Regions from separate parts of the Mus musculus genome. Here region 2 is linked to region 1. Evidence: chromatin loops called from intact Hi-C (ENCODE). Cell type or tissue: left cerebral cortex. All regions are shown on one strand. Links, peaks and the distances in the headings refer to the core of each region. The heading gives the core; the rest is flanking DNA. Region 1 has its middle 120 kb from the start of Fmr1os. Region 2 has its middle 180 kb from the start of Fmr1os.

Region 1 (5,392 bases), core at 168-5,167:
AGTAAAACAGGTCACATAGTGAGACCATCATATTTAAGAAACAACTTGAGTATGACCCTGGTTATGTTGACTTTGCTATGCCAATAAAATATCATGGTAGAAATGTTTAATTTACATACGTTTAGAACTCATAAAAAGGGAGGAAGATCAGACACTAGGAAATGAAAGTTAGCAATATGAGAGAAAAATGTTTGTGTCAGCACATATCAATTATATAGTTATGGGTTTCTTTATGAAAATTTTTGTTCTAATTCTGTATGTTTCCTATAAATGATATAATTCTGTTCTTTTAATGAATGAGTAATACTCCTTTGTCATTCTGACAATTATATTGTGATTGGCATCTAAGCTTATTTCATTTATTGGCTATTATATATAGTACAACAATAATAATTATGGGTATCTTAGTATCTCAATTGTATGGTGATTTTGATTCCTTCAGGTATATTCTTAGCATGATATCACTGTATCATATAGCAGTTCTATATTTAGTTTTAAAAGGAATATCCATACTAATTCCCATAGCAGTTGAACTCATTTATTTGCTTTCCTACCAACAGTGTATAAGTTTCTTCTCCTACTAATTGTCAGTAACATGTTCTTATTTTCTTGCTTAGGGTGAAATGATATATTAATATGCTTTTAGTTGATATTTTCCCTAATAGCTGAAGATGAATTTTTAAAAGATTATTAGCTATTTATACTTCTTTGGTAAGAATCTTTTAAATGTTTGTGTTCATTTATTGATTGAACATCTTGTTCTTTTGGTGCTAATCATTTTTAGTTCTTTATATATCCAGGATGTTAATCCTCTACTGAACCATAACACAATAAATGCTAAGTTTAAAAAATTTATAGTTAGCATTGTTCTGAATGGGGACAAACTGAAAGCATTTCTCCCAAATTCAGAAAGTAAGTAAGGATACTATTCTTCCCACTCTTATTCAATACAACACAGTTATTTTTAACCACAGCAATTATGTACGAGAAAGAAATAAAAAGGATACTAACAGGAAAATAACTTGATACTATGTCTACTTGTAAATGATATGAGTTTGTAAACATTAATTACAAACACACTGAGGAAAAAAAGTCAGAAAAGCAACCACGCAACCTCATCAATTATAGATTATAGTCTCAAACACACACACACACACTGAGGAATAAACTTATCTGAGTCAAAGACCTCTATAGTGGGGTCTGGAGAGATGGCGCAGTGGTTAAGAGCACTGACTGCTCTTTCAGAGATCCTGAGTTCAATTCCCAACAACCACATGGTGGCTTAAAACCATCTATCATAGGATCTGATGCCTTTTTTTTGGTCTGTAGAAGACAACAACAATGGACTCATATACAAACAAACAACCCACTCCCCAAACAAAACAAAACAAAACAAAACAAAACAAAACAAAACAAAACACCTCTACAGTGAAACTTACAAAATAAGAAATAAATTGAAGATGATAGTACATGTTGAAGAGGCTGTCCATGCTCATAGGTTGGAAGAATTAAAAATGTGACAATGAGTGTATTATAAAAATTTACTGAGCTTCTATGTAATATTCACTCAAATTCCAATGGTTTTCGGTGTTGAAATAGACAAGAATAATCCTAAAATGTATATAGAGACATTAAAGATCCTAAATAGCCCAAACCATCCTAGACACAAAGAATAGTGCTGGAGACAGCACAGTACCTGATTCCAAATTATCCCCCAGAGCCTGAGGAATGAGAAGGACATAACATTGAGATAAATAAATGCAAGAGACTCCTGAAGCCAAATGAAAAAAAAAATCAGTATTCTGAGAAGGGAACATTGGAAAACAACCGTGTTTGAAATAGAATAGAAAAGGAAACAATGAAAGTAAATCAAAGTGGTCCAAGAGTTCAAAGAAAATCCAATGCTATAAAGTGTTCTGGAGGCTCAAAGAAGACATGAAAGCATGAGCATCTTGTCAGCAGAGACAGAAGCTTCAGAAGTGTGTGGGAAGATGAGGAATGACATACTAACTTTGGATTTTGCTTAACTCATAGACTTTCAGAGAATTGATTTGGTGAAAAGAACTATGTAAGCCAGGCTTTTACTCACAGATGCTAGATTATATGGCCAAGATAAGGAAGTTTGATTGCTTGCAATGTCAATAAGACACATTGAGTGAATGATGGCAGACTTCTGAAACTATATGTGTATTCAAGGTGCAAGAAATCTCCCCTTATCAAAAGTTTCTTGTGCAACTGGCATACACAGATGTGCTGCACAAAGCAATTGAATTGAGTGTCTGTGTAAGAAGACTGGCCCTGACAAACATCCCTCTTCCAAGAAACTCCTACATTTCAGAAATCTTGAGCTGTGTTCATTTTGTAATATTGTGAACTATTGCTTGGGGCCTTCACATGTTTATTGCATCTACTGGAAATAGCTGATTTTCTAATCTGCCTTGCTCAATGGCCAAATGGGTCAGATTGCATTGTGCTGGTCACTTGAGAACAAGAAAGAATCAGTTGGGTCATAGAAAAGCAGACAGCATAAACTGCCATTATGCAGCATAAATTAAAGTTGCAGAAGTTATGAGGAAATGATCACATGGGAGGCATAAGACAGCTGAATTTATATCCCAAACTCAGATATTTTCCTGGCTTTAAAATTGGAATGTCTGAAGACTGTCTGAATATTTCTCCAGAGAGTCAAACCGGGACTGATGGGGTGGGAAGGCGGGGGAGTTACAGGGAAGCAGAATTTTGCCTTACCATATGGAAGAGCTTTTAGGCTTCTAGGACACACTATTCCAGGAATTGCTTAAGCATACTAATTGGAAAGCTAGTGGTGACTTAAGCTTTGGTGTGCTCATAGAGAGCCAAGCATAAGAAGAACATGGGGCTGGGAGTTGGGGTTATTAGCTAAACAAGGTTATCCACATTTCTCTGGGCCCATTTCCTTGTTTGTAATTTGAAGACATTATATTAAATGACCCTGGAAGGCCCTACAGCTCTTATAATCTAAGATTCAATTTTGTTAGCAAGACACAGTAGTATAATGCTTGGGGGGAAGAGGAGTGCAGCAGTTGGATTCTAATATTTCATCCTTTTTCTTTTTTTTCCATTTTTTATTAGGTATTTAGCTCATTTACATTTCCAATGCTATACCAAAAGTCCCCCATACCCACCCACCCCCACTCCCCTGCCCACCCACTCCCCCTTTTTGGCCCTGGTATTCCCCTGTACTGGGGCATATAAAGTTTGCGTGTCCAATGGGCCTCTCTTTCCAGTGATGGCCGACTAGGCCATCTTTTGATACATATGCAGCTAGAGTCAAGAGCTCCGGGGTACTGGTTAGTTCATAATGTTGTTCCACCTATAGGGTTGCAGATCCCTTTAGCTCCTTGGCTACTTTCTCTAGCTCCTCCATTGGGAGCCCTGTGATTCATCCATTAGCTGACTGTGAGCATCCACTTCTGTGTTTGCTAGGCCCCGGCATAGTCTCACAAGAGACAGCTACATCTGGGTCCTTTCGAAAAAATCTTGCTAGTGTATGCAATGGTGTCAGCGTTTGGATGCTGATTATGGGGTGGATCCCTGGATATGGCAGTCTCTACATGGTCCATCCTTTCATCTCAGCTCCAAATTTTGTCTCTGTAACTCCTTCCATGGGTGTTTTGTTCCCAATTCTAAGGAGGGGCATAGTGTCCACACTTCAGTCTTCATTCTTCTTGAGTTTCATGTGTTTAGCAAATTGTATCTTATATCTTGGGAATCCTAGGTTTGGGGCTAATATCCACTTATCAGTGAGTACATATTGTGTGAGTTCCTTTGTGACTGTGTTACCTCACTCAGGATGATGCCCTCCAGGTCCATCCATTTGGCTAGGAATTTCATAAATTCATTCTTTTTAATAGCTGAGTAGTACTCCATTGTGTAGATGTACCACATTTTCTGTATCCATTCCTCTGTTGAGGGGCATCTGGGTTCTTTCCAGCTTCTGGCTATTATAAATAAGGCTGCTATGAACATAGTGGAGCATGTGTCCTTCTTACCAGTTGGGGCATCTTCTGGATATATGCCCAGGAAAGGTATTGCTGGATCCTCCGGTAGTACTATGTCCAATTTTCTGAGGAACCGCCAGACTGATTTCCAGAGTGGTTGTACAAGCCTGCAATCCCACCAACAATGGAGGAGTGTTCCTCTTTCTCCACATCCACGCCAGCATCTGCTGTCACCTGAATTTTTGATCTTAGCCATTTTGACTGGTGTAAGGTGGAATCTCAGGGTTGTTTTGATTTGCATTTCCCTGATGATTAAGGATGTTGAACATTTTTTCAGGTGCTTCTCTGCCATTCGATCTTTGAAGAAAGAAATTAAAGAAGATCTCAGAAGATGGAAAGATCTCCCATGCTCATGGATTGGCAGAATAAACATTGTAAAAATGGCTATCTTGCCAAAAGCAATCTACAGATTCAATGCAATCCCCATCAAAATTCCAACTCAATTCTTCAATGAATTAGAAGGAGCAATTTGCAAATTCATCTGGAATAACAAAAAACCTAGGATTGCAAAAAGTCTTCTCAAGGATAAAAGAACCTCTGGTGGAATCACCATGCCTGACCTAAAGCTTTACTACAGAGCAATTGTGATAAAAACTGCATGGTACTGGTATAGAGACAGACAAGTAGACCAATGGAATAGAATTGAAGACCCAGAAATGAACCCACACACCTATGGTCACTTGATCTTCGACAAGGGAGCTAAAACCATCCAGTGGAAGAAAGACAGCATTTTCAACAATTGGTGCTGGCACAACTGGTTGTTTTCATCCTTTTTCTTAAGAGGAACTTTTATGGGAGAGACTTTCTGTAACTCTTTTCCATTAAAGCCTCAAAAACAAGGAATTTTCATAGGATAATGGAAAATTCTTTTTCTGTGTGTATGTGTGTCTGTGTGTGTGTGTGTGTGTGAAAGGTGAAGACTGATGAAAACAATAAGAAATAGGGAAGACCACAGACTTGAAGAACATCCGGGTTGGAATGCCTGCGACTCTTCTTGGCTATAACCTTGGCCAACTTGCTTACTTCTAAAGAGCCTAAGTTTACGTATTGGAACACTTGAGAGGATAACCATACCTACATGTCAAAGTTTTAGAAGAACCAATGAAGACCTGTACATTATTTTCATTTCATTTTGGGGGTGTGTTGGGGGCAGATAAATAACATATGAAGTACCTTCTTTTGTTCAAAATAAAATTAAGGAACTTCCCTATCTGTTTTTTAAAATATTAAAGGAAGTACATGAGAGAGAGAGAGAGGTGGGGGAGGGAGAAAGGGAGGGAGGGAGAGAGAGAGAGAGAGAGAGAGAGAGAGAGAGAGAGAGAGAGAGAGAGAGAGAGAGGCAGAGAGATTCT
Region 2 (5,392 bases), core at 85-5,084, 55 kb after region 1:
GGATACTTTGATCCTTCTTAGACGGGGGATCAAAATACCCATGGAAGGAGTTACAGAGACAAAGTGTGGAGCAGAAAGACTATCCCAAGACTGCCCCACCTGGGGATCCATCCCATAAACAACCACCAAACCCAGACACTATTGCTGATGCCAACAAGTGCTTGCTGACAGGAGCCTGATACAGTTGTCTGCTAGGAGGCTTTACCAGTGCCTGACAAAAACAGAAGTGGATGCTCACAGCCATCCATTGGAGAAAGCAGAGGGTCCCCATTGAAGGAGCTAGAGAAAGTATCCAAGGAGCTGAAGGGGTCTGCAGCCCCATAGTGAAAACTACATTTTAAAACACAGTCTTGGAGTAATAGTGCTACTGAGCAGAGGGGACATGCAACTAGTTTCCAATGATAAAAATTTGAGAGTATGCGATCCATCTAGTTTGTTTACTCCATTTCAAAGAGAAACTTATGGAAGGATTATTCTTCACACTTCACTTGTGCTCAACCCCTTACAGTTTGATGTCTGTTAACAAAATTCCTCTGTAAAGGATTTCACTTGTCAAAAAAATGATGCCTTCAGACTTTCTCCTCTCATCAGGCAGTGCACCTCTCATCTTTTGCTTCCCTGACACTCCATTAACTAATTTCTCATTTTTGACCCTCTTATAGAAACTTATCCTCTAATACCCCTGTTTTCTAACTGCACACATATTTTTCAACTTCAGGCTTTCATTTTTCATCTCTCTCTTGAACATACAAACTAAAGTTATTTTGAAATCCATATCTAAAAATAAATTCATGTTTGATTTGATCTTTGTTTAAAATATAATTATAAAGTATATTAGATAAAATTGAATGTGGACTAATGCACTATCCAAAGATTATTATAAAGTATTTTTTGAGCTTTTATATTTGTATCTATTCTTCATCTAACTTTTAAAACACTTCTATTGAGTGTTAAAACAAAAACATTAGCCAAGTAGTGAGCATAGGATTTTATACTTCCCTAACATTTCCTCCTTCCTAAAAAGTGCCACTCACTGGCCCCATTAAAGGGTTTGATACAGAGCACACCTCTGGGGTGGTGATCATCATCTTTATGTTTCTCTTTTATAATGGCAACATTTTTCCTGATTTGGATCAAAGTTCACTAGTTATAATTTATTTCTTTAGGCTCTTCTACTTCTTTCCTCTCTGCAAGGAGTTTTTCGAGCAGACAAAGAAAATCTTTCCAGGAAAGCTTAACTTAGAGTCAATGATTAGGCATCCATCTTCATGTGGTTAACAATATATTGCTGTACGTTCATTGTGCACACATTTTGTATCTCTGTGTTTGACATTATGATCTGGATTAGAAGTGAGGATTATGGTTTCCTGTTCAATGACAGATATTGGCTCCTGGAAGCCACTGAATGCTTCAACAAGCTGTAAGTTCCTGTATATGAAAAGGTCTTCTCAGCTTCAAGTAAAAACAGCATGGCTATTTTGATCTAGCACAGTAATAATATCTCCTGGCTTTAATCCTGATTTGTGGTCTCCTTTTCCATGGAATGTTATCTTCTGGCTGTCTTTCATGCCTTTGTCAGTATGAACTTCTAAAATCTTCTTCTCCCAGACTATCTTTCTTCCATTGCAGTTTTTAGAACTGTCATTAGGACTGGTCTGTTCTTCAAGATTCTGCCACTCCATGCACATAAACCAATTTTACTGAGCCATTTCTGGTCCCATCTGATGAATCTGAGAAGTCTGGAAATCTCAGCCATAAATGAATTTGCATGTCAGTACCTCTGAATTTCTGACAACATACTTCTACTCTTCCTTTCTTACCATTTCCATCTTCACTTTTGTTACCAATCACTTTCTTTTGCTGAGACAATTTTCTTATTGCGCTATTATATAAGTCTTCATGATTGTTGAGAGCCTACACATACCATTTTTATCATTTTAATGTTCTTTCCTCTAAAGAACATACCAAAGATGTCTATCCAGGAGCCAAAAGCATAGCCGCCTGTTCCATCTTCTTGAAGTGCTTGTTCTCCTACCTACTGTGTCACATAACCCCCTTTTCCCTTGGCATTAGAATCAGCAGGAAATTCACCAGTTTGAGAAATCTGTTTAGATTTTATGCCCTTATTTGAATTCTTATCAAGGTAGTGCTTCAAGGCCAGTCTCCTATAAGCTTTCTCACATCTTCTTGGATAACTTTGGGTTTGACACCTCCCATACACTCTAGTAAGTAGTTTCTTTCTTTCTTTTTTTATTGTCAGTGAGTAGGCTGGCACCAGAGAGAAGTAGAAAGCAAAACATAGGAGGATGCATCCTGAGCAGCTATTCAATGTTCCTCAGCCTCTCGCTGAGAAGTCTGGAAATCTCAGCCATAAATGATTTTAAGAGTGATAAGGGTATTACAGATTAATAAGTAAAATATTTTTAGATGTAGGAGATAAATGTGGAAATACTGATGTAGAAAGTGTCATGATGGCGGGAACTCATGTTTTAAAAGTTTATAAAAAATAAACACACAAAAGAAAGCAGGTAAAATAAAATATTGAATATTAATTTAAGAGTTCCATTAACAATTTTTCATTATATCACTATGCAGTTTTCATAACATTTGGAAAATATAATAGTAAATAATTAATCAAGAAAGTTCATAACCTTACTATCAGTCCCAGACCATTTTCACTTCCTCACTGGTAGCATATTTGATAGTGTAGTGAACTGTTTAGAACTCCTAGTCTAGGAGCCAGTTGTCTCATCAGTTGTCCTATGTAACTGGGCAGATATTTGCTGATTCATCCATTTTTTGACATTTATATTTGAACTCGGAGGATCCTATAACAGCTGAAGGTATATGTTCCAAGACATAGAAGCATTAGTTTCCATGTTGTATGTCATATTAAGTTTTGCCATAAACCAAAAATACAGTAAAAGAGCTAAGAAGGCCATAGGTAGAGAGTAGAAGGTTCCTGTTATACAATACTTTTCATGATAATTTCTATGTGAATCATAGGATTTTTGTTGTTGTTGCTGAGCTAATACCATCTCCATGGCTGCAAGTATTTGCTAAGTTCAGAGAAAATTCTGCTAAATAGAAAATGATCTCAACTTTCTTTGTAAATATTTAATACATCTTTAATGGGTTCTGACTTTTGGCTACTATTATGAGATGCTTTCTTTAACATAGACGTTTATGGAACAAACCTTGTCAAATTGTATTTATAACTTTTTGGCCTTGACAGTTTTGTTCTTCCTTAAAGTATATATTTATTTTTTTTTTTATTTTATGTGTATGTGCGAATGCCTTCATATATTCATGTACATCATGCCTGGTATCTGGAAAAACCAGAAGAGAACACTGGGTCCCTGGAACTGTCAGTTCTGAGTCCTACAACAAGGCTGCTGGAAACCAAACTTGGCTTCTCTACAAAAGCAGCAAATACTCATAACTATTGAGCCATCTCTTTGGCTCAACTGAGTCAGTTTTAAGTAATGCAAAGTAATAGACTTTATTGATACCACACTACTAATATTCATAATATATCAATCAAATTAAAAAGGTGGCAGATGGATGGAACTAGAAAATATCATCCTGAGTGATGTAACTCAAACCCAAAGGGACATCCATGTTATATACTCACTGATAAGTGGATATTAGCCAAAAAGTTCAGAATACCCATGATACAGGTCACAAACCTTATGAAGTTTAACAAGAAGGAAGGCCCAAGAGTGTGTGCTTCAATGCCACTTAGGGAGAACAAAATAATCACAGGAGGCAGAGGGAGTAAAGACCTGGAGGGGAGAGGGAGGAGAGAAGGCGGGTGGGTTCAGGTATAGAATGACACAGAAGAGAAGCCAGCAGTCCAGGAGAATGAATAGAAATATGCAGCTGTGGAGGTGGGGTTGGGGGAAGGGGGAAACACTAGAAAGTCCCAGACACCAAAGATGTGGGAGGCTCTATGACCCAATGGGGATGACAGCCTAAATGCCCAGCAGTAGGGAGATGAAACCTGAAGAGAACACCTCCAGTAAATAGATAGACATGGCCCCCAGTTAGGGATGGGGCCACCCACCGATCTTAAAATTTTTGACACAGAATTGTACCTGTCTAAAGGAAATGTAGGGACAAAAATGGAGTAGAGACAGAAGGATAGCCCTCCAGATACTGCCCCAACTTGGGGTCCATTCCATGCGCAGGCACCAAACCCTGACATTATTGTTGATGCCATGATGTGTTTACAGACTGGAGCCTAGAATGACTGGCTGTCCTCTGAGAGGCTCTACCAGCACCACACTGAGCCTGAAGACCCCTATGGAAGAGTTAGCATAAGACTGAAGTTACTGAAAGGGTTAGCAACTCCATAGGAAGAACAACAAAACAGTATAAACTAACTGGACCCCTCAAAGTTCCCAGGAACTAAGCCATCAAGCAAAGAACATACATGGGCTGGTCTGTGGCCCCTGCTACATATATAGCAGAGGACTGCCTTGTCTGGCCTCAGTAGGAGGAGATATACTTGGTCCCATGGAGGCTTGATGCCCCAGAGAAGAGGGATTCTAGAGAGGTGAGGTGGGAGTGGGTGGGTGGATGAAGGGTACCCTCTTAGAGGTGAAGGGGAAAGGGGATGGGGTGGGGGAATCATAAAGGGGGACCAGGAAGGGAGACAACATTTGAAATGTAAATAAATAAAATAAAAATTTAAAAAGCCCTTTAAAAGAAAATGTATGTATTAGTGTCTTTTGGAAAAATTAATTTTGTATAAAAATCACTAAACGTTTTACAAGGTGAAGTTTTGTCAATCTCTTTATTTAAGATTCAGATTAAGATTTTAGCTTACTTTAAACAAGATACACCAAGACGCATTTGATGAATGATTCATAAGGATTTCATATGAATTTCATATGAGTTTTATATGACTCCTAGGTGGGCTTCAAAGTGAGTTTTTTTTAAATGATTAAAAGTACATAAAATATAGTTCAAGATAGACATCAAATTTAGAAAACATATATTGGTATTTGAATACTTCTGTCATGAATTTAGCTTCTTAAAATGGATTTAAAATATAATTAGGAACAGATAAAATATTTGTAAATTTAAAAAGTGTATGGGATAGACAGAAGGCTCAGCAGTAAAGAACAGACACTGCTTTTACAGAAGACCCCAGTTTTGTTGTCAGCACTCACAATGAGAGCACAGCACTGCGTGTATCCAGCTCCTGGGAATGTGATGCACCCTTCTTGCTTCCATGGGCACCAGCTGTACTCACATGCTGGGTGTGCACACACACAACAATTATCTTAACAACCTTTAAAATGTGCTATTGCTAATTTCGGTTGGTAGACATTTACTTCCTTATTAATTGAATATGCACCACAGATCAAAGTACATTTCTGCTCAG

Evidence for each region. Peaks named below come from ENCODE experiments on the same cell type or tissue, not always from the same donor. Only the 100,000 strongest peaks of a DNase experiment are listed, where the experiment ranks them.
Region 2: it touches region 1 in a loop (2.0-fold over the local background); 1 of 42 quality-filtered maps calls a loop at or near these places.

Annotation. Positions count from the first base shown.
Region 1 is chrX:68,555,267-68,560,658 of GRCm38, reverse strand. No RefSeq gene overlaps it. Among named protein-coding and RNA genes, the nearest start is that of Fmr1os, 120 kb to the left of the region's middle. In left cerebral cortex, for the core only: no CTCF peak of the experiment used is centred there; DNase peaks (open chromatin) are centred at 2,077 and 2,720.
Region 2 is chrX:68,499,976-68,505,367 of GRCm38, reverse strand. It overlaps the pseudogene Gm6806. Among named protein-coding and RNA genes, the nearest start is that of Fmr1os, 180 kb to the left of the region's middle. In left cerebral cortex, for the core only: no CTCF peak of the experiment used is centred there; DNase peaks (open chromatin) are centred at 1,760 and 2,162.